Regions from separate parts of the Homo sapiens genome. Here region 1 is linked to region 2. The links are chromatin loops, found by intact Hi-C in ENCODE. Cell type or tissue: Caco-2. All regions are shown on one strand. Each heading gives the region's core, and the rest is flanking DNA. Links, peaks and the distances in the headings are about the cores only. Region 1 has its middle 8.5 kb from the start of SLC1A1. Region 2 has its middle 72 kb from the start of SLC1A1.

The links. A loop is a pair of places that touch in the nucleus more often than their neighbours do. Peaks named below come from ENCODE experiments on the same cell type or tissue, not always from the same donor. Only the 100,000 strongest peaks of a DNase experiment are listed, where the experiment ranks them.
Region 1: a loop joins it to region 2, with 6 times the contacts of the local background. A loop is called at or near these places in 5 of 110 quality-filtered maps.

Annotation. Positions count from the first base shown.
Region 1 is chr9:4,473,890-4,490,024 of GRCh38, forward strand. It overlaps a transcript of GLIS3 not described here. Among named protein-coding and RNA genes, the nearest start is that of SLC1A1, 8.5 kb to the right of the region's middle. RefSeq lists a silencer at 12,842-12,931. In Caco-2, for the core only: no CTCF peak of the experiment used is centred there; DNase peaks (open chromatin) are centred at 12,842 and 15,838; H3K4me3 peaks cover 1,344 bases.
Region 2 is chr9:4,410,412-4,426,724 of GRCh38, forward strand. It overlaps a transcript of GLIS3 not described here. Among named protein-coding and RNA genes, the nearest start is that of SLC1A1, 72 kb to the right of the region's middle. RefSeq lists a silencer at 14,538-14,832. In Caco-2, for the core only: no CTCF peak of the experiment used is centred there; a DNase peak (open chromatin) is centred at 9,090.

The DNA of each region.
Region 1 (16,135 bases), core at 8,136-16,135, 67 kb after region 2:
ATGTAGAAAACTGCAAAATATTATTTAAAAAAACTAAAAAAGACCTAAATAAATGCAAAAATAGACCAGCTTCATGTATTAGAAGGCTCAAAATTCATGAACCTGGTATATTGTAAAGATGTCAGTTCCCCCCTAAAGCTATCTAAAAATTCAAGTCACTCCCAAACAAAATTTCAGAAAGTGTTTTTCTGTGTACATCTGTAAGCTATCTAAATTTTATATGGAAATTCAAAGGATGATTAATAAGCAAGACAATCTTTAAAAAATGTTCCAGGATTTACAATATCAAATACCAAAGCTACATATAAAGCTACAATAATCAAGGCAGAGAGAATTAGTGGAAAGATAGACAAATAGATCAGTAAAACAAAATAGAAAGTTCAAGGTGGGCAGATTGCTTGAGCTCAGAAGTTCAAGACTAGCCTGGGCAATATGGTGAAACCCCATCTCTACAAAAACAAACAAACAAAACAACAACAAAAACCCTAGACGCAGACACACAAATAGAAAGTTCAGAAACAGACGCACACATATACATATGCCAAAGTCATGTTGCAATGCAGAGGAGACAGGATGATCTTTTCAATAAATGCTCCTGGATTAATTGGATATCCATAGGGAAAAAAATGAATCTTCATCCATATCACACAAAATAATGAATCCCAGATAGATTTTAGATTGAAATGAAAGAAGCAAAATAATAAAGCTTCTAGAACAAAACATATAATATCTTCATACCTTTGGAGTAAGCAAATATTTATTTTTTTTATTTTTTCTTTTTTTACTTTTAATGTGAAGTCCAAAGCAATTTTTTTTTTTTTTTTTGAGATGGCGTCTTGTTCTGTCACCCAGGCTGGAGTGCAGTGGCATGAACATGGCTCACTGCAGCCTCAACCTCCCAGTCTCAAGTGATCCTCCCACATCAGCCTCTGGAGTAGCTGGGACTACATGCACCTGCCACCACACCCAGCTGATTTTTTTAAAAAAGTTTTTACAGAGACGGGGGCTCCCTATGTCGCCCAGGCTTGCAAATATTTCTTAAACAGAACTCTGCTCCAAACTTAAAGGAAACTTTTCATAAATTGGACTATGTTAATTTTTTTTTCTTTTTTTTTTTTTTTTGAGACGTAGTCTTGCTCTGTCGACCAGGCTAGAGTGCAGTGGCATGATCTCGGCTCACTGCAAACTCTGCCTCCTGGGTTCAGGTGATTCCCCTTCCTCAGCCTCCTGAGTAGCTGGGATTACAGGCGTGAGCCACCGCACCTGGCCAAAATTTTCAAATTCAGAAGAAATCACTAAGACAGTGAATAATGAGAAAGGGTATTTGAAATACATATGTCCAGAAAAGGGCTCACATAGAGGAAAGAATAAGATGGACAACCTTATAGTAAAGTAAGAAGAGGCTGAACAGATGCTTCACAGAAGAGGAGCTATCCAAATGCCCATTAAATATTATGAAAAGGTGCTCAATCAGGGTTGTTTTTCATTTCATTTAATTTTTCCAGAGAGCTTGTTGGCAAACGTTTACCAGAGCATTCTTGAGTGAGGTCTATGCTATTCTTTGTGGTATTATTTGTAACAGCAAAATACTGGAAACAAACCAGATTTCTATCACTTGTGAACTTGTTAAATAAACTATGGATACACCCACACAGTGTAGTATTCTGCAGCAGTGCAAAGGAATCAGGAAGATTTCTTTATAATAAACCTACACAGAGAAATATTAAGTAGAAAAAGAATGAGGAAGATTTCAGTATTATGATATTGAGTAAGCACAAGAATATATTCTTCAATGAAAAAAGGAGGCACAGAACAGGGCTTGTAAGCTGCCATTTTGTGTACAAGGGAGGGGAATATGAATATAACTGTGTGTTTATATTTTCTAAAAAGAGGCAACTGAAGAATAAACCAAACACTAATAGATAATTAGTCGCTACCTACAGTGGGAGAGAGGGTAGTAGAAGAAGAGAGTCGTTGGATATTAATGTGAGAATTCTCTGATTGTGCCAGTTTCTTGTTTGTCTGTTTTATTTTTTTGAAATACAGATGGGGTCTTGCTATGTTAACCAGGCTGGTCTCAAACTCCCGGGCTCAAGTGATACTCTCTCCTCAGCCTCCCAAATTGCTGGAATTACAGATGTGAGCCAACATGCCTGGCCTGATTATATTGTTTTATAGTTTTGAGTGAACTATGTAAATGTTTTAAATAATTTAAAAATTATGAAATTCTTAAAAACCAGTTTCTGACATTTGAAAACAAAGGGATGAATGTAATCCACTGATGAACAAAATCATATTCATACAATGAATATAATCATAGCTGTATATCAAATTGATGGAATAACACAGGGAAAATAATTCTTTACAGTATCTTTTAAATATAGTAATTTGATTATATATCTTTACTGGTGTATCTCTGGGGACCATGAGAACCACAGAGAAATCTTAAACTGAATTCAGTGGGGTTTTTTTGTTTTTGTTTTTGTTTTGAGACAGAGTTTCCCTCTTGTCACCCAGGCTGGAGTGCAATGGCAGGATCTCAGCTCACTGCAACCTCCGCCTCCTGGGTTCAAGCGATCCTCCTGCCTCAGCCTCCCAAGTAGCCGGGATTACAGGTGCCTGCCACCATGCCCAGGTAATTTTTGCATTTTTAGTAAGGATGGGGTTTCACCATGTTAGCCAGGCTGGTCTCGAACTCCTGACCTCAGGTGATCCACTCACCTCAGCCTCCCTAATTGCTGGGATTACAGGCGTGAGCCACCATGCCCGGCCCAGTGGTCTTATTATTAGAAATAATATGGGTCTTGTTTTTTTTTTAACTATTATGTGTACATTATAGTATTAGGAAATAAGTACTTGAATTAATGTTTTTAAGAACCAAGATTTTCAAGGAAAAGAGAAAAGAAATAAGAATAAAAATTTCTAAAGTGTAGCCACAATCCTAAAAGCTTAAATTTGAATTGATTCATCTCTGTTAGAATAGCTGTTTTTAGACAGAATTTTAAAAACTAGAAAATATAATAACAAATATTGGTGAGGATGTGGAGAGACTGGAACCCTTGTTCATTGCTGGTGGGATGTAAGATGGTACACCTGCTATGGAAAACAGTACGGCAGTTCCTCAAAAAATTAAATATAGAATTACTATATGTTCCAGTAATTATGCTTCTGGGTATATGCCCAAAATAATTTAAAGCAGGGACTCAAACAAATACTTGTACGTCCATATTCACAGCATTATTATTCACAATAACCAAAAGGCGGAAGCAACCCAAGTGTCCATCCACCAATGGATGGATAAACAAAAATGTGGTAAATACATACAATGCAATCTTAGCCTTACAAAGGAAGGAAATTCTGACACGAGTTTCAACATGTGTGAACCTAAACGACATGATGCAAATTGAAATTAGCCACTCACAAAAGAACAAATATTCATAGATACAGAAGTAGGATGGTGTTTGCTGGGAGTTAGAGTGGGGTGGGGGTGGGAGGTGGGGAATAGGACATTAGTGTGTTTTGGGGGGGCTGGGTTTTTTTTTGAGATAGGGGTCTCTCTTTGTCACCCAGGTTGTAATGCAATGGCGTGATCACGGCTCACTGCAGCCTCAACCTCCCAGGCTCAAGTGATCCTCCCCCCTCGGTCTCTGGAGTAGCTGGGACTGCAGATGTGCACACCACACCCAGCTAATTTTTGTATTTTTTGTAGAGATAAGGTCTCCCTATGTTGCCCAAGCTGGTTTTGAACTCCTGAGCTCAAGCGATCCTCCCGCCTGGGCCTCCCAAAGTGCTGGGATTACAGGCATGAGCCACCACTCCTGGCTAGAGGTTAGTGTTTAATGGGTTCAGAGTTTCAGTCTGGGAAGGTAAAAATGTTCTGGAGATGGATAGTGGTGACGGCTGCAGAGTAATATGAATGTACTTAATGCCACCAAACTGTACACTTAAAAACATGGTAAAATTAAAATGGTAAAATTCATTATGTATATTATACCATAATAAAAAATGAAATTGGAAACAATAATATGAACTTATCATTTGTCTCTTGCTATGAAATACATATTTCTAAGCCTTGTCCACTGAAAAGGCCCAGAAACAACATAGCAATGAGCCACGATTACCAAGACTGTAGCTCCTGAATACTATTTCCCATGAACCGGAACCTGAACGCTTTAGAGAAATAACTGATTCCAGTTTCAGGGCAAAAAATATACAAGATGGTCTTGGGACATCTTGCTGAGTCAGAAAACAAAGACACTATTGAAACAAGTGGTTGTTTAAAAAACACGGATGCCAGAATGAAGGGGCTCCCATTGGCCAAAGATGGGATGATTTGAGCGTGGGAAAGGATCATGATTGTAACTGATTGGAACACATAAATCTATCCAAAACACATATAAATCCATGTGTTTGTACTAATACTTTAAAAATAAAAAGCCCCGGCGCAGTGGCTCAGACCTGTATGTAATCCCAGCAATTTGGGAGGCCAAGGCGGGAGATCACTTGAGGTCAGGAGTTTGAAACCAGTCTGGCCAACATGGTGAAACCCCCTCTCTACTAAAAATACAAAAATTAGTTCGGCCTGGTGGCGGGCGCCTATAATCCCAGCTACTCCGGAGGCTGAGGCACGGAAATCGCTTGAACCCAGGAGGTGGAGGCTGCAGTGAGCTTAGAGTGTGCCACTGCATTCCAGCCTGGGCGACAGAGATTCCATCTAAAAAAAAAAAAACATCAGTAGTCACCTTTGGAAGTTGCAAGTGCACTAATTCATTATTGAGAAAACCAACCAAGGGAAAGAAATTAAGCATTTATCCTGCCTTTTCTGTATAAAATCTATTTAGGGTAACCAAATAGTTGATTCCAGAAAATATATGCAGAAGAAATGTTAGAATTAGAATGAATTTTTTAAAGGTCTTCACCATCACCAATAGATGCTAAAACCATATGTGAAGGGTTGATGGTGAATTTATCGTAGTTGAATCAGGCTGACATCAGAATCCACTGTTCAATCTTAGCATTATGAAATAGCAAACCTCTACATCTAACTACCAACTTATAGGAAATATTGGGGATAGAGAAAAAATTAATTTCCACTATGAAGAAGGAATTAGCCAAATCCAGAATGTGGGGAATTTTGTAAGACAAACGACCAAGTACCTTTATTTTTTTAAATATATATATTTTTCAATGTTCCTGCAGAATTTTTTATTATTTTTTGTAGAGACAGGATTTCACCATTTTGTCTAGACTGGTGTCAAACTACTGGGCTTGAGCAGTCCACCTGCCTCAGCCTCCTAGAGTGCTGGGATTATAGGCATGAGCCACTGCACCAGGCCTCAACCTAGTCCCTTTAACAAATAAATAAGAGAGATTGTAGAATAAAAGATACTTTACAACTTAACCAAATGTCATGTGTGGACTTATTTAGATCCTGGTGTCCAGAGCATTGTCCTTCATGTCCCTGCTTGCAACATTCCCTGTGGGCCTTTGTGGATAAAATCTACAGCTGTGAAGATGTATTCTTTCCTGTCTTTTGGCTCAATTAGGGCTCAGGGCATTTACCTACACCTCACTTCAAGGCCTACACCTCACTTCAGCTACTGCTAGTAACAAATATGCAAGTCTGTACATTGGGCCAGTTCACAGAGGTTCCCTAGACTCTAAGGAGGGTCACTCACCCAGCCCATGACCATACTGTGGCTCTCAAGTCAGCACCCCTGCCTCCAGTTACCAAGGGTGGTTAGGAAATGAAATCTCAGAGTATCTCTCCACCTGGCCACACTGCCTTGCTGTGTTGGTGTTGGTGTGGTTGTGGCTGCACCCCAGGTTAGGAAGGGGCAACCTGGGAGGCAGACCCCTATCTGGGGAGTGGGAGACAGAGCTGCTACCCTCCTTTTTCTAACATACACTCCTTCCTGGATGAAGCTTAGAGAGAGAAAACAGGACCACCATCGCTTCTCCTGTCTCCCTTCCTTCTTCCCATCATTCTCTTGACCACACAATAATTTCTTCTTCTTTTTTTTTTTTTTTTTTTTTTGTATTTTCAGTAGAGATGGGTTTTCGCCATGTTAGCCAGGCTGGTCTTGAACTCCCGACCTCAGGTGATCCGCCCACCTTGGCCTCCCAAAGTGCTGAGTGCTGGGATTGTAGGCGTGAGCCACGGCGCCTGGCCTTGACCAGAAAATATTTTCTTCTGATTCCCTATGTTTTCACCTCCTGCTGTGATAGAGTGACAGATGTTATAGGTGGAGACGTGTCTTTCTTACACTACAGAAGAATTCTGTGAGACAAGTTTTCCAGGCTGGGCTTTCTTTTTTTTTTTTTTTTTTTTTTGAGATGAAGTCTCACTGTGTTGCCCAGGCTGGACTGCAGTGGCATAATCACAGCTCACTGCAGTCTAGACTACCCAAGTTCAAATAACCCTCCCACCTCAGCCTCCCAAGCAGCTGGGCCTACAGGCATGTGCCATCACACCTGTCTAACTTTATTTTTTGTAGAGTCAGTGTCTCATTATGTTTTTCAGGCTGGTCTTGAAGTCCAGGTTCAAGTGATCCTCCCTTTATGGCCTCGCAAAGTGCTAGGATTATAGGCATGGGCCACCATGCCCAGCCAAGCTTTAGATATTCTAATGAAGAAATGGAGGAATATGGCATATTCTTTCTCAATAATCCTCTTTCCTGTACCTAATGCTATATATCATACAGAAGTGGAACGTTACCACATTTTCAAAATTCCTCTGTAACAAATCATAATATCCTCAGCATACGAACGCCTTGGCCTACCGGGGCAAAAAGCATGTGCTCAGGAAGGCAAAAAGAAAAAAAAGCACATTAATAATTTTAATATTACCCTTAACACACACATACATTTAATTGGAATTGTAGAATGCATATTGTAAATTTTATATTTTCAAGTATACAAGTAATAAATTACTACACCTTCATTGAAAAAAAAAAAAAAACCCACCTACTGGTTTTTTTTCTGAGACAGGTATTGCTCTGTTGCTGAGGCTAGAGTACAGTAGCTTGATCTCAGCTTACTGGAGGTCCGGACCTCGGGGGTTCAAGTGGTCCTCCCACCTCAGCCTCCAGAGTAGCTGGGGCCATGGGCAAGCACCACCACACCTGGCTAATTTTTTGTATTTTTTGTAGAGACAGGGTTTTTCCATGTTGCTCAGTCTGGTCTCAAACTCCTGGGCTCAACTGATCCTCCCAAGTGGGCCTCCCAAAGTGCTGGGATTACAGGCATAAGCCACCTCACCCAGCCCTATCTACTGTTTTATAACTTACTTTTGCATTTAAAAACATAACTAGGCCAGATGTGGTGGCTCATGCCTGTAATCCCAGTACTTTGGGAGGCCGAGGCAGGCGGATCACCTGGGGTCAGGAGTTCAAGACCAGCCTGGCCAACATGGTGAAACCCTGTCTCTACTAAAAATATAAAAATTAGCCGGGTATGGTGGTGTGTGCCTGTAATCCCAGCTACTCAGGAGGCTGACTCAGGGGAATCGCTTGAACCTGGGAGGTGTATGTTGCAGTGAGCCTCGCACCATTACACTCCAGCCTGGGCAACAGAGCAAGACCCCATCAAAAAATTAATTAATTAATTAATTAATTAAAAACATAAGTGTGTGTGTGTGTGTGTGTGTGTGTGTACCGTTTTCCAGTGTAATTCATTTCCCCATGTAATTCCCATGTAATTCAGGTCAAAGCTAAAATATGCTTTTCAATCTCTAAATGATGTCTCATTATCTAGTGTACTTTTACACACTTAATCTTTAGCCAGTTCACTTTACTAGACAGTTAAGTTGTTTCCAGCTGAGCTGGGGTGAAGAGCCCTTGTGCACATCTTTGGGTATTTTTTTCGTTATAAGTTTCTAGAGGTAGAGTGTTTGAGTTAGAGAATACATGCACTTATGACTGATGTTACTAATTGCCTAACTGTCCTCAGAAAAGTCACAGCATTGTCTGGGTCTACCCGCAGGGTGTGACACTACCCATTTCTCCATACCTTCTCTAAGTTTACAATTTATAATGTTAAAAGTATAAATTTTGCAATTGTAAATTTTAAAAAACGTATGTCAAAATATCTTTACCTAGCTGGTAAATATTGGTTTAAACTTGTATTTAGTTCTAGTGAGATTGAAGATTTTTTCATGTTTTAATATGTATTGACTATTTGCATTTATTAATTTAAATGGTATCTTCAGATAAGAAAATTGAGTTTCAGAAAGTTTAAATTACTTGGTCAAGGACATACAGCTTGTGTGAGGCAGACAGAGAACTTTTCTTTCATATCCTAAAATGAAATGGAATTTTTCTTCAATTTGTCAGAGTGAGCAATAAAGCCCATGAGGTAAAGTTCTATTGAAGCCAAGAGTTCAAGGTCATATAACTAATAGATAAGTTCTTTCCAGCCATAGTATCTTTATAAAATATTACTTGGAGAATTGTCGTGAAAGTTTAATGAGTTACAGTTCTTTTCTTCTTCAATTTATAGTTCCAAGATAAGTTCTATCTAGACTGAGATTGGAAGATGAAGAGACTGTTAAAAAGTGTGTCTAGCTGCGCTGACACCATCTTTCTCCCCACCCATGGGTCACGAAAATCCATGCAGCTGAGATGCTGAAGGAGACTCTGGTACTCCATGACCTCCTCCTCACTTGCCACCGCATGAGGACAAAGCAATCAACCATAAATGTTTTATGATGATAGAATACAACCAGGCAACTATTTCTAGAGATACTCAGAAGCTGATGTCTTACTTTTTGTTTCTGAATGCCCTTTTCATTTGTATCCTAATTAATATATGGTCTGTTGATGTAACTTTTTGTGGCAAAGTCAAAGTCTCCTTCCTTTAGTAACTAACAGGAGAGGCCATGAGTCAACTATTTTTTAAAAAGGGAAAAAAATAACAACAAAGGAAATACCAGAATCACTTAAGTCTTTAAAAAGCAGCAACAGCATACTAGCAAAATGTAATTAATAAAAACTAGCCAAAGGTTTATTTGGATGGTGGAATTTGAAGGACTTAGGGAAAAAAAGAGAGAAGCTAACATTTATTGGAAGGAAAAAAACATTCTAACAAGTCTTTCAATTTGGCTTGGAGAAAGAACTTTTTCTTCCAGGAGCTGAGTGGCCAAGTTCTTTCAAGTAGAGCTTGCAAGGGAAATGCCTCTCAACTTTTGTTCAATTTGAGATCATTTGTGTCCATGACTATTAGAGGACAATAAAGTAAAAAAGAATCGAAGTTAAAGATTAGTATCACTAGACATCCCCCCAAAGTGATGCTTCATATACTATATCTTGCTTTAGGCAGAGAAATGCCGTAAATTGGTTGCAAGCAGCAGTTACAGAGGATTCAGGAGTTCAACCACTGCCGCGTGAAATGTATTTAGTGCCCAATGGAGCACAGCACATTAGAGACCAAAGTGTCTGCTGGACACAGGTGAATGGACTCTTAAAGACCTTGCACAAAATACAACATGTAACTCGGCTAGTTTTTTTTGTAACAACTCTATATTTGTTCCTTACATAAGAGGTGTTGGTGGCTGGGTGCGGTGGCTCACGCCTGTAATCTCAGCACTTTGGGAGGCCAAGGTGGGCAGATCACGAGGTCAGGAGTTTGAGACCAGCCTGACCAACATGGTGAAACCCCATCTCTACTAAAAATTCAAAAAAATTAGCTGGGTGTGGTGGTGCACGCCTGTAATCCCAACTACTCAAGAGGCTGAGGCAGGAGAATCACTTGAACCTGGGAGGCGGAGGATGCAGTGAGCCGATATCATGCCACTGCGCTTCAGCCTGGGCAACACGAGTGAGACTTCGTCTTGGGAAAAAAAAAAAAAAAAAAGAGGTGTTGGTTAAGTGCACAAATTCTAGAGCCAGACCATCTGGCTCAACCCTTTCTCCTCCTGTTACTGACAGGGAAAACTTACACAAGGAGCTGAATCTTTTTGTGCTTCAGTTTCCTCAGCTGTAAGATAATGATGATAAGCCATCATATCTCATTTGATTCTTCCAGCAGCCTCATGAAGAAACAATAATCCTCACCTCACTGAGATACTGAGAGGACCAAGTGAATTAGTTTGGGCCAAGTGCTTAGAAGAGCGCCTGGTATATAAGTGCTTTGTGTTTGCTTTTGTTGTTGTTGTTGTTATTACCAGCTAAAATGGAACTTCTATGTAGCAATAGTATAAATATAGTTTAAAATCCACTTGGCCCGCTGAAATTGCCTTTGCAAAATTATAACAGTAAGAGAAATCTGACATAGCTGACTCTACTTGGCTTCTAACCTCTAAGCTATCCTTGTTCATTCCTGGGCATAAGCCAAACTAACTTTTTTTTTTTATTTTTTTTATTTTTTTGAGACGGAGTCTCGCTCTGTCGCCCAGGCTAGAGTGCAGTGGCATGGTCAAGACTCACTGCAACCTCTGCCTCCCAAGTTCAAGCGATTATCCTGCCTCAGCCTCCCGAGTAGCTGGGACCACAGGTGTGTGCTACCATGCCAGGCTAATTTTTTTTTTTTTTTTTTTTTTTTTTTTTTTTGAGACAGAGTCTTGCTCTGCTGCCTAGGCTGCAGTGCAGTGGCTCAGTCTCAGCTCACCTTAACCTCTGCCTCTCGAGTTCAAGCAATTATCTTGCCTCAGCCTCCCGGGTAGCTGGGATTACAGGCCCTGCCACCACACCTGGCTAATTTTTGTATTTTTAGTAGGGACAGGTTTCACCATGTTGGCCAGGCTAGGCTCGAACTCCCGACCTCAGGTGATCCACCCACCTTGGCCTCCCAAAGTGCTGGGATTATAGGCGTGAGCCACTGTGCCCAGTGTAGGCCAAACTAACTTTAGGAGGAAGTTATAGTTTAACCTTAAAGTAAAGATAGTAATAGCCCTTCCCAAAACTATCCCTTCCTCATTGGAGGTCAGGAATCGTCTTTGTAGAACCAATGAAAAGACACAAGATTAGGATTATGAAGGGAGCCTGAATTCTGCTAAGTTGTAGGCATAAATTATAACCAACCATCGGTCCAGAGGACACAAGATTTGTAACTTCTCCAATTTACTCCTGTAGATAACATCATCATTATTGTAGAACCTAAGATTGGTTTTCTTTTTCCTTTTTTTGGGGGGGTGGGGGTGGTGGGGGGACAGGGTTTCACTCCCGTCGACCAGGCTGGAGTGCAGTGGAGCCATCTCGGCTCACTGCAACTTCTACCTCCTGGGTTCAAGCGATTCTCCTGCCTCAGGCTCCCGAGTAGCTGGGATTACAGGCACTCACGACCATGCCCAGCTAATTTTTGTATTTTTAGTAGAGACAGGGTTTCACCATGTTGGCCAGGCTGTTCTTAAACTCCTGACCTCAAGTAATCCATCCTCCTCGGCCTCCCAAAGTGCTGGGATTACAGACGTGAGCCACCGCGCTCAGCCCTAAGGTTGGTCTTCTGAGATGTTTTTCAGACTTGGATTTCTGAGGACTGGCTGACTACACTCAGATCCACAAATCAACCAGTCCTGTAGCCCCACCCCAGAGACCGACTCTGCATAAGGACCACTTTCCACACCCCTGTGATTTCATCTTCATCCAACCAGCAGCATCTGTTCCCTAAATCCTGACTACCAAGTTATTCTTAAAAACTCCAGCCTCCAAATTTCCAGGGAGGCTGATTTGAGTAATAACTTCCTGTCTCCCCATGTGACTAGCTTTGCATTAATTAAGCTCCATCTTTACAACAATACCAGTGTTTCAGTGAATCAGCTCTACCTGTGCGGCAGGCAAGAACCCATCAGGGGATTGCACTACCAGTGATCTACTTTTGAGACTCCTGCCTCTGCTTTTTTTTTTTTTTGAGACGGAGTTTTGTTCGCTCTTGTTGCCCAGGCTGGAGTGCAATGTCGCAATCTCAGCTCACTGCGACCTCCGCCTCCCCAGATTCAAGCAATTCTCCTGCCTCAGCCTCCCAAGTAGCTGGAATTATAGGTTCCTGCCACCATGCCCAGCTAATTTTTTGTATTTTTAGCAGAGATGGCGTTTCACTATGTTGGCCAGGCTGGTCTCAAACTCCTGACCTCAGGAATCCACCCCCCTTGGCCTCCCAAAGAGGTGGGATTACAGGCGTGAGCCGCCGCACCTGGCCCGACTTTTGCTTTTAGTCGGGGAGATTTTTATTATTTCAAAATGTTTGTATATATTGAAATTTTTAAAATCTTTTATATTGTACTATTTTCAATGCATAATTTAAATGAACATAAAACAAGTATGCACTATAGGAGCTTTAGGTGTTGTTGGGCTCAGAATCCAATACCCCAAAATATGGCATTTTGACATGTTGACATGGAGAAACCTCAAGGTCTCTCTGACTTCCCCTGCCACCGTCTCCCACAAAGAAGTGGAAGTTCCTTTATCTGCGTAAGATTCAGACCCATCAAAGAAAGTAATTGCTTGTTCTTCCCCTCCCTGTAAGACCAAGAATGTAACCACACCTGAACACTTTCACTATCAAAGAGAACTATTCACACATTAATCTCTGTTCAGAGATCCATTCATTCTCCCTAGTAATCCCCTCAGCAATTCCTCTTCTCTTCACCTCCCAAAACCTGTTTTACCAGGATTCAAGCCCCCATTCTTTCTGTAACCTCCAGATAGTATATAAACTTCTGGACCTCATTGGGAGGCTAGGTCTTCATTTTGAAGTCTCCCGTGTGTATACGTTCAATACATTGGTATGCCTTTTCTCCTATTAATAAATCTGCCTGTCAGTGATTTTGAAGCAAACCTTCAGGGGACCAAGGGCCTTGGTCCTCCCAGTGTGAAAGTGCAATGGGTGATGTAAGGCCTCTTGTCACCCAGGCTGGAGTGCAGTGGTGCAATCATAGCTCCCTGCAACCTCAAACTCCTGGGCTCAAGCCATCCTCTTGCCTCAGCCTCCCAAGTAGTGAGGACTACAGGCATGTGCCATCATGCCCAGGTTATTTATTTATTTTTTTAAGTTTTGTAGAGCCAAGATTTCACTAAGTTGCCCAGGTTGGTCTCAAACTCCTGGCTTCAAGTGATACTTCTGCCTCAGCCTCCCAAAGTGCTGGGAATATAGGTGTGAGTCGACACTCCCGGCTCTATGGTAGACACTTTGGAAATGCAAAAAGTAGAAGGCAAAGAAGACCATTGTTAAAATTTTGACATATTTCTTTTGTCATATTCTCCACCTACTGGGTTCAAGCGATTCTCCTGCCTCAGCCTCTCGAGTAGCTGGGATTACAGGCACCCGCCACCACGCCTGGCTAATTTTTGTATTTTTAGTAGAGATGGGCAATTCCTGATGATCAATGAGCAAGAGTTCTCGTGGGTCTGAAGGGGTTCAGAGTGTGTTAATGACAGGCAGGTGTTAAAAGATGGTGTTAAGAGATGCCTGTCCAGGTTGACTCCAAGTAAAATTGGTGGTGATATTTGTTTTGTGCCAGGGAGTGTTCTAAGCCTTTCACACAGATTATTGTATTAAATTATTAAAATACCTCCATGAGGTAAAGATAATTAATGCCCCCATTTTACAGATGAAGAAACTGAGACATAAAAAATTTAAGCCAGGTGCCCAAGGTCACCAAGCTGATAAGTGGTGGTGCTGGGATTTAAGCCTAAATACTTTACCCCGAGAACCCTAGTGTAATTGTCTTATTACAACCCAGAAAGTTGTGATGTACACATAGTTCCTCAGATGCTTCCACTTTTTTCTCCCCTCAGGAATGTTTATTTTGTAAATACTGCCCTATCTACAACTGTAATGAGCATGGGTATGCTTATGGTCAACACTTTTTTTTTTTTTTAAATAGATAGAGTCTCGCTCTGTCACCCAGGCTGGAGTACAGTGGTACAATTATAGCTCCCTGCAACCTCGAACTCCCGGGCTCAAACTATCCTCTTGCCTCAGCCTCCCAAGTAGCAGAGACTACAGGCATGTGCCATCATGGCCAGATTATTATTATTATTAAGTTTTGTAGAATCAAGATTTCACTAAGTTGCCCAGGTTGGTCTCAAACTCCTAGCCTCAAGTGATCCTTCTGCCTCAGCCTCCCAAACTGCTGGGAATATAATTGTGAGCCAACACGCCCAGCTCTATGGTAGACACTTTGGAAATATAAAAGATAGAAGGCAAAGATGACCATTGTTAAAATTTTGGCATATTTCTTCTGGTCTTTTTTTCTAAGCACATGGTTTTATTTCGTCTGTTTGTTGGTTGGTTGGTCGGTTTAGTTTTTGTAGAGACAGTGGTCTAATTATGTTGTCCAGGCTGGTCCTAAACTCCTGGGCTTAAGCAGTCCTACCATCTCGGCTTCCCAAAGTGCTGGGATTACGGGTGTGAGCCACTGCACCTGGCCAATATGTTTATTTTACACACATGTGATCAAATTGTACATGCAATTTTAGTATTTCTTTCTTCCCTTTATATTTATAAATATAGATTTATAACATGTGCCATCCCATGCTGTTAAAAACTTCATAAACTTCCTTTATGTAGGCTGCATAAGGTACTGTTGCTTGGCAGTTCCATAATATATTTACCATTCCATTTATGTTGGACATTTGCGTTTTTTCCAGCTGTTTTTTTACTGTGGGACAAATCTGTTCTCTCGCGCACGCTCTCTCTCTTTTTTTTTTATGAGACAGGGTTTCCCTCCGGTCGCCCAGGCAGGAGTGCTGCAGCGTGATCTCGGCTCACCGCAACCTCCACCTCCTGGGTTCAAGTGATTCTCCTGTCTCAGCCTCCCGAATAGCTGGGATTACAGGTGCATGGCCCTAAACCCGGCTAATTTTTGTATTTTTGGTAGACGGGATTTCCCCATGTTGGCCAGGCTGGTCTCGAACTCTTGACCTCAAGTGATCCGCCTGCCTTGGCCTCCCAAATTGCTGGAATTACAGGTGTGAGCCATCGCGCCCGGGACTATTCTCCCTTTCTTGATAGTTTCCCTTCTGACATTTCCTTCCTTCTTTCTTTCTTTTTTCTTTTTTTTTGACAGTCTCGCTCTGTCGCCTAGGCTGGAGCGCAGTGGCTTGATCTCAGCTTACTGCAATCTCCACCTTCCAGGTTCAAGCGATTCTCCTCCCTCAGCCTCCCAAGTAGCTGCGACTACAGGCACGTGCCACCACGCCCGGCTAATTTTTTTGTATTTTTAGCAGAGACGGGGTTTCACTGTGTTAGCCAGGATGGTCTCAATCTCCTGACCTCGTGATCCGCTCGCCTCGGACTCCCAAAGTCCTGAGATTACAGGCAAGAGCCACCGCACCCGGGTCCCCTTCTGACATTTCTTCAGATCTTCCTCGGACACCCAACGACCTTAAAATCCCTCTAACCTTCTTTCTCTCAAAGTTTACTTTCTATAAAGAGCTGATAAACTCATTCATACTAAAGTCTACAGGGTTGTAAATCTTAATCTATTATCGCTTAAAAGATGCTTGTATCAATTTACACCAAAGGGATGAAGCTCTAATTGTGGGGATTTAGTCATCAGAAAATCTAGTAGGGGAAATTCTCCCTACCCACAATCAGAGTAGATTCTACAATAGCAAAAAGGGTTCCAGGCTCACTTAACTTTAGGAACGCTGATAAGAAGACCGCTTACAGCTGCGGAGGTACTGATTTGGTAAAGGGAGGGAAAGAGATTGTATACGTGAGAGTGAAAAAATTGGGTAGAAAAATGGAAGAGCATCAGAAATTCACTTAGCAACACCAAATATATTTGGCACCACTAACCTAGTTTCTCCTGTGTTTGCCTTTCCAATCCGTTGGACCTTAGGGGATGGACCGCCCACTTTCTCCCCAGAGCGGCTCCCGGGTCCGGTTCTCAGTTCTAATCACTGCCCCAAGCCTCCATGCTCCAGGGCCTGTGGTCACAGAGCAAGTCCCAAGGAGCAGAAGTAAAGTTCTAAGAGAAATCACCATCTCCTTGTGCAGGGAACACTCCCAAGCCCAGTGTCCACAGACAAATCACCTCCAGCGACTCGAAGAGGAGAATAATCCCTGTGGGGGCACTGGAGGCTCCGCGTGAAAGTTTCCAAAGCCATGTTCTGCCCCAGGACTCCTTTCTCTCCTCCCAGAAGCTTCAGGCTTTCGCGGCTGCTGGCACATCCCAGCCTGAGTAGCCGAGCAA
Region 2 (16,313 bases), core at 4,184-12,183:
AAAAAGGAAAAAATAAATTATGAAAGTAAAATATTAGGATTTTAAGTATATATAAAGAATTCATGCATCTATTGAAACTATGATTGAAAACATTTCATAAGAATTTCACGTAAATCAGCTAAAATTTTACTGAATTTATTAAAAACTGAAAGAGGTCAGATGGTTGTACATTTGCTTTGATCCAGCACAAAGTTATTTTAACTGCCATGTAGCCTCCATTGTTTTGCATAAATGGATGCTACAGAAATAGCAGCATTAAATTCACTGTTTTAGTGATCAGGGGACGTTGTCAAGGATACTCAACTTTGCATTCATCAGCATTACTCTGATAGGTACTCTTTGGCAAAATTTAGCTCATATTTAACTGCCAGCCAAAGTTGTCCTTCTGAACAAATGGGATATTTTAATCTTACTGATAAGATTAATCTTTAGCTGATCAAGTTCTCTTTTAGTTTTAGCCACCAGGAAGGTCAATGCAGATTTCTGTGGCCCACCTTTAGTCACTGTGAGAAATATAATTCTCACAAACTCTTGGGTTTTTTTCTTAAATTGTGTATGAGCCTAAAAAGGGTTATAATTCCTTATGTAACAACCTTTACACATTTGTAAGAACCAAAACAAGTATGTAAAATTTAACGCAAACAAAATGATAAAACTATTACAATTCATTTAAATAATATTAGTAAACACAACAGATGAAGCCATATTGTCAAAACTGGTTACCACTCACAATGTCCTCTTGAATTTTCGGCCTAATTTTACATGTGTGATGTGATAATTTAATTCACTCACACTTTTTCTCAATTTAAATTACTGTGAAACCTTCACTCCTACAATGTGTTATAATGACTTCTGTCCTTCACTTGGTGCAAACATGCCATTTAGATCTTAGGTCTATCTCTACGCCTTTTTCATTAGTCCACACGACCTCCCAACTGTAAAAAGAAATACAACCTCAGGCACAAAATATTACCGGCAGTACTGGGTTATGAGGTCGTGATACAGATGACCCATAATGTTCTTGTACATATTTTTTAGTTATCATGAAAATCAATATGCAAATGTAGTAAATGCTCACAGAAAACTAGTAATCCCTCAGAATTTATCTGTGTATCCCAGTTTGGGAACCACTAATTTTGGAGATAGTGACATCCATTTTCCCTTTGGTCCCATCTTCTCATTCTGCTTTAATCTTCCATTTGACCTAATTTTTAGAAAATCCATATTTTTGATTTATGGTGCTGTATGCTGTATGGTAGACAACCTTAACTTCTCTTCTGCAACAACAGAATAAAAACTCACAGCTCATGCTCCCAAAGAAATAACCCATGGACAAGTGGCTTACAACACCATCCACCACAGTCTTATGCCGAAGTTTTTGCATTTTTCTCTGCAATCCTCTTCTCCTACAAGCTTTCAATGTGTTCTCTCAAAGTCAGAGAAAGCTAATAAAATAATTTTAAAAACACTTTTGGTTAAAAATACCATTTAACATTTTGGCTCATGTATGGTCCTAACTAGTTTAGATAAAATAATCTGGCCTAATACTAAATGAGTTTTAAACATAGAAAACATTTAAGAGACAGCACACAATCTTAACATGGATATCAAATGAGAAGGTTGTCAAATCCTTTAACAAAATTATCCAAGTCTCTAAACAGCATCTCTGTCCTCAGTGAGTTTCTGAAAATGTCTTGCTCATCCTACCACCCAAATAGCCCAACAGCCAAACTAAAGCTTAGGTGGCACTCTTCCAAGAAGGCATACCTTCAGGCCTAGCAAGGTGGAGGGCTTATCCTGCTATGATAGCTTAATGCTGTAATATGAAATTAAGTTGCGAGAGGTGAACAATGTGACTTTGTTACATTTGGGGGTGTCTACAAATGGGTTTCTTTAACCAAAGTTTTTTAGTGGACTAAAAGTTACCTTAGACTGGCGCCTAAGTTTAGATCTTGAAGCAGACAATTCTTGGGACTAAAAGCATCCAAATCATTAATTCTGAACTAGAGAGTATTCCATCATACCTAGTGTAACCTAAGACACAAGTGGTCTAGAACAGTTAATCTATGTAAGAATGGATATCACCCTTGCATTTGTATCTCTGTGTATTCCCCTGCTAGACTTAGGGACATGGATTTCAGCTTATTCACTGGTATATCCCCAGAAACTAGGATGGTATTTGGCACTGGGTGAAGGGCAATATTTATTATACTTAAATTCTGATAATTGTAAAAAAGCACAAATGTGGTAGAGACTGGCTGTTTACCAAACCCTTACCCCTTTCTTCCTGGGCCAGTAACTAGTCTACATTTCCCAGACTCCCTTCCAGTTAAATTTAGCCATAAGACTGAACCTGACTGGTAGAGAATGGTCAAAAATGAATGTGCCATTTCCAGGCCTGGCCCATAAAAACTTACCAAATGAACCATCCCTATCTCTCTTCCTCCATCTGCCTCTTGTTGTTGGCATCCAGAGTTACCTTAGAAACTAGTGTCAAAGATGAAAGACCTATGTCAGCTTGGATCCCAGGGTGACCACGTGGAGCACAGTCTCTTTCACCAGCCCTTTCTTCCAATTACACTTAATATGAATAAGAAACTTCTGTCTTGTTAGGCTACTGAGATTTAGAGTTTGTCTGTTTCAACATCTAGCACTACCCTAACAAATACAACATGCTCAATAGATGATGCTTTTTGGCTTATTAAAGGCAGGTAATCATAATGTAAAGTGTGCCAAATAGAGTAAGACATGGTCTTGAGTTCTGGATGTGATACCCACTAACTCAGAGATTTTGGATATACATTTAATACCACAATCCCAAATCAGGGTTGTTGGGAAGAATTAAATGAGATTGTATATGGCCATACCCTTGCATAGTGCCTAGCACATTAAATCACACCATTGTGTTTAATATGACTGTAAGAAGTGTCATCTTCTCTGTTTAATAACACATTCTTGGTCTCTTCCAATCTCACGGTCATACTGTTAATCCCTGTTCTAATCAACAGAAGGGTTTCTATAAGAGTTGTACTTGCCTCCTAAGCCTGCACATTTTGAACTCTGGTTATTTTTCAGCTGTGTATTGTCTCAAAGCTGTGCAAGCTCCAGTTTCCACCTCTAAAGAATCATCTTCTCCAGTATATCCTGCTTGTGGGTAATCATTAGCTTGCCAAACTCTTCAGTGCTCTGACATGAAAAGTTCTGTAAAGGGCCCAGATTTGACTCCATGACTTAGGAGGGAACCCTAGTAGCATCCTGAACATTGCCACCCAGACGTTGCATGGCTCCCTAACACGGGGGACTCATTTGAGACCCATGTTCCCTAAGTCTTATACCAGGCAGGGAATGCCTTCCACTGACCATTTTTACCACTACTTAAAAACCCCAAAAGAGCCAGTTTCATTTTTCAAATTATTAACTAAAACCCTGTAAAATTTAATCCAACCAAAAACTTGGATTTTGCTAAATGAGGTTCTGGCTATCCAAATATGGCTTAACTTCACCAGCTTATGGAATTTAACTATACCCAAGGTTATCATATGCATTTACAGACCTGTGGCCAGATGTTTCTTATTTGCAAGCTTAGAAGCCTCAGGCAAGTCAGTGAAAGCCAGAACCATGCCATATTTCTCGGGAAAACACTAAAGACTCATGTACATTTCCTCTGAATCAACTGGAATGTGAAGCTGGCAAAATCAAGATGATCCCCAGCCACAGAGACCATATGAAAGTAACACAAAAGGGTAGAATTGAGAGTCAAAAGGATTAAATACTCAAAATGGCAAGCACTGGGTCAGCCCAGTTCAGAAAAATGTAGCAGGGAAGGACAGATTTTAGATTAGATAATCCAGCATGAGCAAGATTTCTGATAAATGGAAGACATGGCAAAACATGTATGGCCCAGAGGCATTTTTTAAGCACTTCAGAGAAACCGTAACTCAATGTGAGTATGCAGAACTTCAGAAATTAAACTTCAAATCCTAGGCCCAACACTTACCACCTATGTGACAATGGACAAGTTACTTAACCTCCTTACACCTCGGTTGAACCTCAGTTGTCTCAGTGATATTGGGGTGGTCAAACAATTATAGGATTGTTTTAAGGGTTAAAAAAGATTATACCTATATAATGCTGGTGGATAGCTTTTATCCTGCCTGCTTCAGGATTGCCTGGTCATTCTTGATCACTGACTAGACTTTTCAGAACTTTTTTGGGTAACAAGGATTCATTGCTTGACCAATCTGTAGTCAGGTTGCTCAACCACCTCCTCCTAGCCCATCTGTGCACCTCTTTGAAAATTCCAGTCTTAGCAAGAACCCTGCTAAATTGTTTTAGCCAGACTCTCCCATCCTGCATATCTGATCATCCTCAATGTCCAATTTGGTTTCTCATCTTCCACCGTATTCCAGATGATGTCTGATCACCCTGGCTTGTCTTCACCGAGAATCCTGTTAGGTCAGTTTAGCTAAAATCCTCCTTACTCCTGAAGTTTCCTTTTAGTAATTTTCTATCCACTGATCCCCACCCTGCTCCTTAGCTTAAATCCCCACTTGTTCTTGTATTTGGAATTGAGCCTAGTTCTATACAGAGTTCTTTTTTTTCCTATTCCAATAGTTCTAAATAAACTGTTTGAACTGCTTCAACTACTACTCAACTTAGGTTTTCTTTGACACTGGTTAAAATAAGCTTACATTTTCTGAAGGACCTCCTCATCTATCCAGGAGACCTCAGAGACTATGATAGAAGGTGTAAATCCATTGTGTAAATGGATTAGGGATCTGTGAGGATCTTACCACCCCATTGACTCCCTCAGACAAAGTCCTGGTTGCCCATCCTGGATTAGTGGTTAAGTTCTCAGCCTCATCCACTTGGGACCCTTCATTCTCTCACTATCTCAGTCCTGGCAGGGTAAATACATCAGGAACCTCAACATTATTTTTCCAAATGCTCATTACCACGCATTTGACATTTGGTTTGCCAGCCAGTAAATGTTCAGAGTTGTGCACAAGGTCATACTTTGCCTCAGCCTTTCTGGCTTCTAAACAGATGGATGTTAGTCACCAGACACTACAGAGGCATTTTGTTTAGGGCATCTGTTTGCAAATTGCACTTGAACATCACCATCAGCTGGTCTTGTTCTCGGCCACTTCTCCCATACACAAATGAAATTAACAACTCAGATCACATGCAAGCCTGAAAAAATTGCATATTTTGTAATCTTTCTGCTAAGAAACAGTGCAAATGTGACCTTACAACAATAGATTGACCTTTTTGATGTCAAATTCTTTTGAAATTCTTGATCAAAGCTTCAGATTATGTCCCCAGAAAACAGAAACAAAAACAAAAAATCACAGATCATATACATATTTTTTAAAAAATTTTAACTTTTCTTTTTTTTATTAATTAGGTTTTATACCAAAAAGAAATACATACTAATGGAACAGTCAAACAGTTCAGAAGGGTATAAAATAAAATTTCCCTTTGCCTTTACTCTCCCTGAGCCCCACTCCTCAGAAGTAACCACTATTAACAATTCTTTGAATATATACTGCCATTTTAAAAAATACAAATATATTATATACATTGTTTATATATGTAAATATATAGATGTATATATTTATATCTTATATAAGCCGACCTCACTTTGCAGAGCACAGGATCTAATGACTGCACTAACTAAAACCATGCAAAGTGGCCAGGTGCAGTGGCTCATGCCTATAATCCCAGCACTTTGGGAGATCAAGGCAAGAGGATCGCTTGAGCCCAGGAGGTTGAGGCAGCAGTGAGCTGAGATTGAGCCACTGTACTCTGGCCTGAGTGAGAGAGTGAGACACTGTTTTTAAAAAAAAAAAAAAAAAAAAAAAAAAAGCATGCAAATTGATCTTAATATTCAATGGAAAAAATTACAACTGTTCCATCACCTTTACAATTTTTTGTCAAAATTTTAAAACCTCTCTTACTGTTGGTTATAAATGTAAGGGAAAACAAAATACAGTAATATTGCTATGTAGTACACTGTAATATAAAACGTTAGGAATATTGACAAGTATCTTGTTCTAAAAGGTTTATAAAGATTAAACATTGCTTGCCTTCTTTTTGTAATATAAATAATATGAACTATATTTTTTATGCCTTGCTAAATTGTCATATTTCTTTCTAAATTTGGATCAGCTTCCATTATTTTATTCTTTGTACTTTCAGTGTTACAAAGTGACTCCAAGACTTCCTTAAATATGAAGTATTTGGCTGTTTGGCTGGTGTCACTTCCTCTGGGACACCTTCCTCCTTTTCATCACAACCATTTTTCTTATTAAGGTTGACAGACTCGCCTCCACTAAGTTCCTCTGATTGCATATCTAGAGTCTCTCAAATGGCAGCATGGTCAACATTCCCATAGTCAGTTTTTTTTTTTTTTTTTTTTTTTTAGATGGAGTTTCACTCTTGTTGCCCAGGCTGGAGTGCAGTGGTGTGATCTTGGCTCACTGCAACCTCTGCCTCCCAGGTTCAAGCGATTCTCCTTCCTCAGCCTAGTGATTTCTTCTATAACCCCATTTACGCTGACTGTGAATTTATCTGCCAGTGTTATCTCTGTTCCGTTCTTTGTTGGGCTTAATTCCTTCTCTCAATTATGCATTTTTGTAAAACGTCACATGAGTTTAGAGTTTATCACTGGAGACAGGCTACACAATTATACACTTTTCCGTCTATTAGTAAACTGAATAACAAATAGTCGATGACCAATCAAGGGTAGACTTTGAAGGGTATCGATTATTTATATAGTGATTTGTGGACTGAAGAGCCAGTAGTTAAGTTTGTGATTTATCTAAATGACTCACGGTTAACATGCTGTGGTGACTGAATTTGAACTGTGTTGTTGGGGACTGATATTATTTAACTAAAACATGGTAACTGAATTTTGTTCGTATCAAACCATGAAAAGCAAGGACTGTCTCTGTTTGTATATATGTACATTTATACACTTTGAAGATAAATCAATCATATTTTGTATACCATGCTTCACTTTTTTCTACTTAATGTATCTTGGCAGTCTTTTCATATAGTCACGTACCATTATTTGGATGTACCAACACTGACATAACCATTTTCTTTTTGGTAGATATATAGTTTGTTCTTGCTGTTTTGTAATGTCAACCAATGTTGTAATGAACATTCCTATACATGCAATTTGGGGCCCTTGTGTAAATACATCTGTAGGGCGAATATCTTGTAGTGAAATTGCTAGGTCAAAAAAGTGTGCATTTTAAATATCAATAAATTTTGTTGTCCTCAAAAAGGTCATCTAATGTTACATTCTCACTTACATTATGTGAGAATTCCTGTTTCACCAACCAGGTATCATTGAACTTTGTAATCTTTGCCTATCTGATAACAAGCCCAGGACATTTTGCTTGTGACTTTAAAGTGAGTTTTAGGAGCTTCCCCCTTTTCTCCAAATCAAGTTTATTTTTTATTTTGTAATGTGGATTGGTATATCTGTCAATATAGGTTTAGGGGTTGGGGAACAATTGATATTTTCAATGTGACAACTCTTTTTGTGAGGAAACTTTGCACAATATCTAGCATTCCTGGCTCCTGTCCACTAAAACCCGCTAACACCTCCAGTCATTGTGATAATCAAAAAACATTCCACACATATCCATCTTAGGAATGCACTGCCTAATTGAGAAACACTGGGCTAGAGGTCTTAATCTTTTTACTGAGACTTAACAGTCACTCATGAGCCATCCTGAACAAATGTACTGGATATAGCCAGATGTCCTTTGAAGAAGCTATTCTGAAAGTTAAACTCTGCTAGAGATGGCTGAGGCAATTTTTAATTCCACAAATATGTATTGCAAAAAAAGAGACTGGGCTTTAACTATTGAGGTCATTGGCCTCAGGAGGGAAAGATAGACATGCAGATTGTAGCCTTATGCAAGTCACAACATTGCCCAAATGGGTAGGTTAAAATTCGGATGTTACAGGATTTGCTCTATCTGTAAAACCTCTGAACTAAGTATTGGAAATGACTTTGTAAGAATTTGCAAAGACTAGAACAGAAATAAAAGTGGTGTAAAAACATATTGGACCAGGCTGGCCAACATGGTGAAGCCCCGTGTCTACTAAAAATACAAAAATCAGCTGGGCGTAGTGGCAGGTGCCTGTAATCCCAGCTACTCAGGAGGCTGAGGCAGGAGAATCACTTGAACCTGGGAGGCAGAGGTTGCAGTGAGCCGAGATCACGCCACTGCACTCCAGCCTGGATGACAGAGCCAGAGTCCATCTCAAAAAACAAACAAAAAAAAACATATTGGAGAAAGATGTTGATTCCAGAATTGGAGGGAGGAAAAATCTTCATGAAAAACAGTAGTATTTGAGTTGGGTCTTTAAGAAAGAGTAAGATTTCAAGTGGTACAGATGAAGAGAAAAGTATTGTATGTAGGAGGAGCAATGTGAGCCAGGACAGGGGATGGGAACATTCAAACCTTCTTCAAGTTGCTGCCCTGCATGGTAGAAATGTAGACTGTGAAGTGCAATCAACTCAAGATAAGGCTAGAGATGGTGGTGGAAACCGAATTGCTGAATCTTTTGGAAATATGACACAGGCCTTGCAATCTGTCATTAAGCAATTAGATTAAAATCCAATAAATTACAAAATACACCATTGCTGAGAGCTGGAATTTTAAAATATCTCAGAATTAGTTCATGAGTTTTGCTTTCTGACGTCAAATATGAGAAATTTGTGCTCCCTTTCTCTCCCAAATGTTTAATCCTTCTGATTACATCAGGGAGAAAGACTCCACTAGGTGCTCATCTGGGTTGAACAGCTGCTAATCTCTTTTGAACAAAAAGCACGAGCCACAGTGTACCAGTTTGTTCTTGCATTGCTACAAAGAAATACCTGAGACTGGGTAACTTAAAAAGAAAAGAGGTTTAATTGGCTCACCGTTCTGCAGGCTGTACAGGAAGCATAATTCCGGCATCTGCTCAGTTTCTGGGGAGGCCTCAGGAAACCTACCACGAAGGCGGAAGGCAAAGTGGGAGGAGCAAGAGAGAGGGAAGGGAGGTGCTACATACTTTAAAACAACCAGCTCTGGCCAGGTGCGGTGGCTCATGCTTGTAATCCCAGCATTTGAGGAGGCCGAGGCGGGTGGATCACTTGAGGTCAGGAGTTCAAGCCAATATTGTGAAACCCCATCTCTACTAAAAATACAAAAATTAGCCGGGCGTGGTGGTCCACGCCTGTAGTCCCAGCTACTTGGGAGGCTGAGGCAGGAGAATCGCTTGAACCCAGGAGGCAGAAGTTGCAGTGAGCCGAGATCACGCCACTGCACTCCAGCCTGGGAGACAGAATGAGGCTCTGTCTCAAAAACAAACAAACAAACAAACAAAAACAAAAAACAACCAGATCTCATGAGAACTCACTCACTATCTCAATGACATTACCAAGGGAGAAATCTGCCCCCATGATCAAATCATCTCCCACCAGGCCTCACCTACCACATTGGGGATTATTATAATTGAACATGAGATTTGAGCAGGGACACAGAATTAAACCGTATTACCCAGGTTGAGCACCGTCTACAGGGATCTGAACAGAAATACACTGAGAGTAGTTATGGGGAATTTAGAGCAATGTCCTGAAGCCTGGCTGTTGAAGGCTATCAGCTGTGGTGCTCACTCCTGGAGAGGGGTCCAGGCATGTGTGGTTCAAAAAAACAAAATCACTCCCAGGTAATTCTAATGGGCAACCAAAATTGAAAACCACAGATTCTCAAAGAATCACTGAAGAGGGGGCCACATGGAGAGGAAGATGCAATTTGAGAATCAAGTCCACTGAGTGCCACATTTGCAGAATAGGCCAGGAGTTTTAAGGAGTTTAAAAAGAGGGGACATCATTTTCTTCCATCACTGAAGCCATATTCTATTACCTTGAGTATCTTATCTGAGACCATGTATATCCCACTAACCTAACGAGAAGAAGGATAATTAGATGATTATCTAGCTAGACAAGCATCTTGAACCTCAAACCATTACTCGTAAGGTGCTGTGATCCAAGGAAAGTATAATTAGTCACCACTTAGTATCACGTTAAGCAAGCCAATAAACTCGGGGGTAAGGCAGGTGGGGAATACCAGAGCATGTTTACCATTTGATCTGCTTGTTTTCTCTCCCTAATGTTTAATCCTTCTGATTACGTCAGGGAGAAAGACTCCACTAGGTGCTCATCTGGTTGAACAGCCGCTGATCTCTTTTGAACAAGAAGCATGGGGCCCCAGTGTACTAGTCCATTTTTGCATTGTTACAAAGAAATACCTGAGACTGGGTAAATTACAAAGAAAAGAGGTGATATTACATAGGTTGAGTATATAACATAGAAAGATGGATTGCACCTTGCAATTACAATAAAACTAGTCCATGTATAACATCTAGTTATAATAGCCACCTGAAATTGTTATATATTTTCCCCAAGCTATTTATATCTCCCCCATTAAGAAATAGAGCCTTCATTTTTGTAGCACTTGCATGAATATTTATTTATTCTGGTCTTAGAAAGCATTCCAAAATTTTAAAAAAGTGTCTGCTACCAAAGTTGCACGTTCGCTTCTGCACTGCTGACATATTAAGAATTTTTCTGAGGCATTGAATAGTGAATTTGACATCTTCACCAGCACTGAGTTTCCCTTTAATTACTGTCAGTGACTGCTGACTTGTAAAGCACTGTGAAAGCAATAATCTACATAGCAGTGGTCTTTCCAGTTGATATTCATGAAAGGCTGAAATAATCTCTGTCATATGACAGGACCAGCTTACTAGTGAGCCTGCTATCCCACAGGACTCTCTCGTCCCACAGGACAGGAAAGGGGGTCCATCCAAGACAATTCACCAAGGGCAGGTGGTGAAGGCAAGCCTGGTTCCAACTGAAAGATGCTGTCAAGCAAAAGACATTGGCTAATAAAAGCTGCTGATGCTGCTATGAAAAAGGAAACCAAAGACAGCCCAAAGAGAAAGCTGGCTGGTCTGATGGAAGTCCCAATGCACTGATCCATCATACCTGATCAATTACAGGTGGTGTTTGTCTCTCTCAGGTTTAGCGGCGTTTCATCATTCAAATACTTATTCAGTGTTAGTTGTGGGTGAGGCACTCAATGGATTTCACCAGAATAAAAAGGACCTCACCCAAGATACAGTTGTCACTGGAACCGGCAGGGGAAGAGGGTGCTCTCATTTATTACTGCATAGCTCACTGCCTTGTCTGCAGAATTCACTCATTCATTCAGCAAACTTGTTCTGAGAATAGTGTTAGACACAGAAAAGTCCCTTCCTTTCTTCCATTCACAAATATGTAAAGAGTACCAACTATGTCCTAGGTGCTAGTGTTAAAATAGTGAACCAAACATAAGTGATATATTCTACTGCGGGAATTCTTAACCTAGGATTCAGGGATGCCCCCTAGAATGCATGGATCAGCTTCAGGGAGTCATTAAACATGAGTAGGAAAACAATCAGATGTTTATTTTCAGTCATCTCTAACTGAAATTTAGCATTTTACTCAATTGTGAATGCAGGCAACAAACCACAGCAGTAAAAAAGGTCCTGTGCCTCTGTCACCAATAGAAACCACAGACATGTTCATATCAAGTTACAGTGTTTGCAGATTTCTCAAAAAGTCAATTGTGTCCATCACCGCTCAAGAATTATGGTAGGTTTAAATCTTCCACCAGATTTTGTGTTAATGAAAAAGCACATATGTAACCATATCATAAATTTGTATTTCAACACTTTGATGATTGTATTTCAGTATAATTGGTCTTCTTCATAATCCTATGTGTTTTATTTTATGCATTGTTCTGAGAAAGAGTCCATAGGCCTCATCAGATAACAAAGCAAACCTTGGCACAAAATGATTATGAATCCTTGTCCTAGTAAGACAGACAGGCCTTAAATAAATAATCTTACAAATACATACTTACAGACAGTGCTAAGATCTCTAAAGAAAAAGTCCATGTATGTGAGATGATAAAAAGAAGACATGGTTTCCCCAGGATTTGGGGTTAGTGGGCTACCCCCAGGAGTCTAGTGGGATCCACCTGGATTCTGTTTCCCCTGGAAAATATCACATTCTGCTGCAGTCAACCAGTCCATAAAAAATATCAGTTACATATCTCTCCTGTGCTAGGTCCTATATGAGCACTGGGGACACAACATCTCTGCCTGCCAGTCTACCGGGGGAAGTCAGAGCAAACCACACATGAGGAAATACAAATCTCAGATAAGCTCAGTTAGAGATCAGAGCCCTGAAGAAAGTGAAGCAGGTTAATGAGATAAAGTGTGAAAGTCAGGGAGTGCTGGGGGCGGGGCAGCCCAGGGAAGGTCTCTTGCAGAGGTGATATTTGCACTGAGACCTAGAGGAAGAGATTTGGGGGATACATTTAAGACACAAGGCAAAGACCCTGAGATAGAAAAAGTAAACCCTCAGTTCCTTTGAACCCCAGGACCCAGACTTCTTAAACAGTGGTCATTGTTGCCTTGCTATGCCCTGTTTTTGGAGAAAGAAGCACATCACAGGAGTCAAAAGAGAAAATTAGGTGTGTTCTAAGGGTCAGGTGGACAGAAGGGGTCAGAAGCAGCAGTGGGGACATGGATCGAGTGCCTGAGTATATGCCTCCATAGGTGGGGTCCCCTGAAAAAGGTCAGGGGACCCTCCCTACCTCTGGGCAACTCCGATCATTTCCCAGCCCAGTTCATCACCATCTGCCTTTTAAACAACAAGTGCCGATTATCAGAGAACCTCCTCAGGTCTGGAGAGGATCCACAAATATTTGTCATCTGACGTCACAGACCCCAAGACCCCTAATTTTCAGGGAGCTGAAGCTGAAACTAAACTCCACCACACGGAAGGGCGGCTATTTCCCTCTGAGTTGCATCTTAGTCTTAGCTCCCAAGGCCTCCTGGTGGGCACAAGAGTTCTACTCAACCCATCTTTTCCCAGCTGGATCCAGAGAAAGCTACTCATTCCCCCAACTTCCCACACCCCTCCCCCAGACCTTTAGAAAAACCACTCTCTTTCCCAATGAAAAATGACACCAAAGCTCCTATCTGGCAGCAGCCTACAGGACATCACTTATACCTTATTAAAACCCACAAAAACCCTCTCTAGCAGCTATTAAACAAGCTCGTATAAGGGATTTATTTTTGAAAAACCAATAATTTCTAGAGGATATCACAAGGTCACAGAACGTTCAGCCCAATGCCCTATAATAAATATTGGCTAAGTTATTGCACAAATGCCATAAGGGGTACATGGAATCATTTTTATTAAAAATGAGCCAACTGCTTCTATCAGGCTATCTTTCCTGGTATTTCTAGACCTTCGGCTACCTTATTCTTGTTCATAACATTCACACAAACACATACTTATAATGTCAGAAGAAAATCAGTGAATATTTTGCATCTCTTATAAAACATTGCTAAACTTTAATCTGTAGTGAGGTGGGAAATGTGAGCTGATGACCAAACAATGACCCTAATCCACCACAAAATAGTGCAAACTTAAAGAAAATATAAATTCCATCTATCACACTTAACTTGAATGAGGTCAGGAAAAAGAATTGGTAAATGTTAGAAATATTCCCTAAAATCAATTGAAGCAAAGGGATTTTGACAGAAAGTTCAATTACAAGAAAACTCCCAATATCCTTGAATTTCCAGTGAACCATCAGTGTAAAAGTTTTTCTTTTTTAAGTGATATTTCAAAAGAAGCCTATGAGGTAGCAGGAAGAACTTTGGACTTAAAATCAGTTGATGTAGGTTCCAGAGCTAGCTCTGCCCCTGATTTTCTTCATGACCCCAACCTGTTTTCACTGTGTATTTTTAAGTCTCTATGGGCGTCTGTTTCCCTATCTGTGAAATTATGCAGTTAGAAGGAACACCTTTTAAGCCCTCTTGAAGCTGTAAACCACTATGAATCTCTGCCTCTTTAATTAGAATAGGCCTGTAAGTACCAGGCAACAGATTCTAGCCTAGATTCCTAACAGGAGTATGACCCGAGAAAATAATCTTTAAAGGTCTAACGTGGTCTCTTAGAGAATACTTGATTATTGCAACATTCACTGGGAAACTGTAGCAGATAGTGGATTTGCTTTTGTTTTTGTTTGTTTGTTTGTTTTTGACAGAATTTCGCTCTGTCATCCAGGCTGGAGTGCAGAGGCATGATCACACCTCACTACAGCCTCAAACTCCTGGGTTCAAGGGATCCTCCCGCCTCAGCCTCCTGAGTAGCTGTGACTACAGGCACTTGCCCTCATGCCTGGCTAATGTTTTTTATTTTATTCATTGTAGAGACGGGATTTTGCCATGTTGCCCAGGCTGGTCTTAAACTTCTGGGCTCAAGTGATCTTCCTTTCAAAGCACTAGGATTAAAGGTGTGAGCCACTGTGCCCAGCCCATTTTTTTTTTTTTAATTAGAGATTTTCTGATGAAAAGAATACACTGGGCATTATATTTGTGGCCAACGTGTTCTGGACAGTGAAATGTAAACAGGCTGAAACTTGAGGCTTCTGGGGAAGTGTCCTTAAAAGGAAGGGAGCTCCCGTATTCCCCTCTTCTTCCTTCCTCTGTGCTGGCATATGAACACAATGACTGGAAGCTGAGGAGTCATCCTGGATCATGAAGCAGCCCCCGAAGTTTAGAAGAAAAACAAGCCAGAAGGAGCCTGGGTCCCTGCTCATCTGGAATCAGTTGCCAAAACAGCCCTTATTGCCCAACTCCAGATCTGATTTACATGAGAGCGATATAAATTTTTATCATGTTTAAGGCACTGCTGTCCTGAGTTTTCTGTCACATGCAGAGAGTCTTAATCCTAAGTAATATACACAAGACTGTTTCCCTTTATCAAAGATATCATTATGCAAAATATGCCACTAATGACCAAACCAGCCTCTACCACAGCTATTTCCATGAATCAAAGGATTTGCCTGGAGACCCTGTTTTCATCTCTGGCATATCTGCCTTCCTGCCCTCAGTCACCTCAGCTGGTATTGGGAATGGCAGGGCCTGCCAGGCAAGTGTTGAAATGATGTGACAAAGAGAAGGAAATGAAGGATTTTCTCATAGGCTTTGCCCACAGATTGCCTCATTCTCAAGACTGCTTCCTTGCTGAGTGACTCCAGTGGGTTGGGTTTGCAATGCAATGGGTAGAGATCCTTCCAGACAGCTGTCATCTGCCTGGAAACTTCAGCTTCCTAATACTCTTGTAAACCTCCTGGGACAGAAGCTCCAGTTCCTGCTGACACCTCACATGAGATGTGCCTTTACCTAGTACCACCTGCTCGGGACTGCCCAGCAGGGTAGCCTGCAATCCCAGGGCAAAGGTGAACACCAAGCAGGCCTCCACTGATGCACAGCGGTGGTATTTCCCTGGGAAGTTTTACTTGTGAATCTGGAACTTAAACTCTCAGTTCTGACTTTTGCACAACATTGGTTCCAGTTCCTCAGTCCCAGGAAGGCCCCAGAAAGATGGGTGCTGACTCTGTGCTCAGAACAGTGGTTTGCAAAGGGTATTTGATCAAGTACCCTTAGAGAAACTGAGGCATCTTATGAACAATCTTCCTCGACAAAAAACACATACGTTCATGCAATGCAAAACTTGGCCCACAATTTCCTGAGGTGCCAAGCGCCCTGACACCCATCCATGAGTCCAGAGCCCCCAGGTTAAGAAGCCTTGCCTTTGAACTCCAGAAAAGATTTTAAAACCTCCAAAGTCATCTGATTTCCTCCTTGGGATAAATGCCCCACTACTGCTCCCAAACAGAGAGTAGGCTGAGTCGATTTTAGAAGCTTCAGTTGTTCATAGGATTTACTGTTTTTATGACCAACAGTGAGAGAAATGTCACTTGTCTCTTCCCCACCTCCTGCTCCAAAGGTCTTCATCTGAAACTTAAGTCCCAACCAACTCTTCTTTCCTCCTTTATCTCACATTCAGCCACGTTGAACTGTTTATTTTCAGTTTCCCAAACATGCAGTGGTGCCTTCTTCTGCCCTCTGTCTCTGCTCAGGCAATTTCCTACTCCTAGGACACCTCTTTGCCCATCACTATTTGTCAGAATATTACTCATTCTTTAAGACTGTGTAAAAACAGATTTCTCTATAGAGCTTTTCCTGAGCCTTCCTTTGTGCACACAGCCTGAGCTTGAACATCTGTTCCAGAACATATCACCATCCATCATGGATTATTTGGGCAACCATATAGCAAAATATTTGAACCTTTGAGGTCTGAAACTAGAATGATTGGGTTTCAGTCCTGGCTCCAT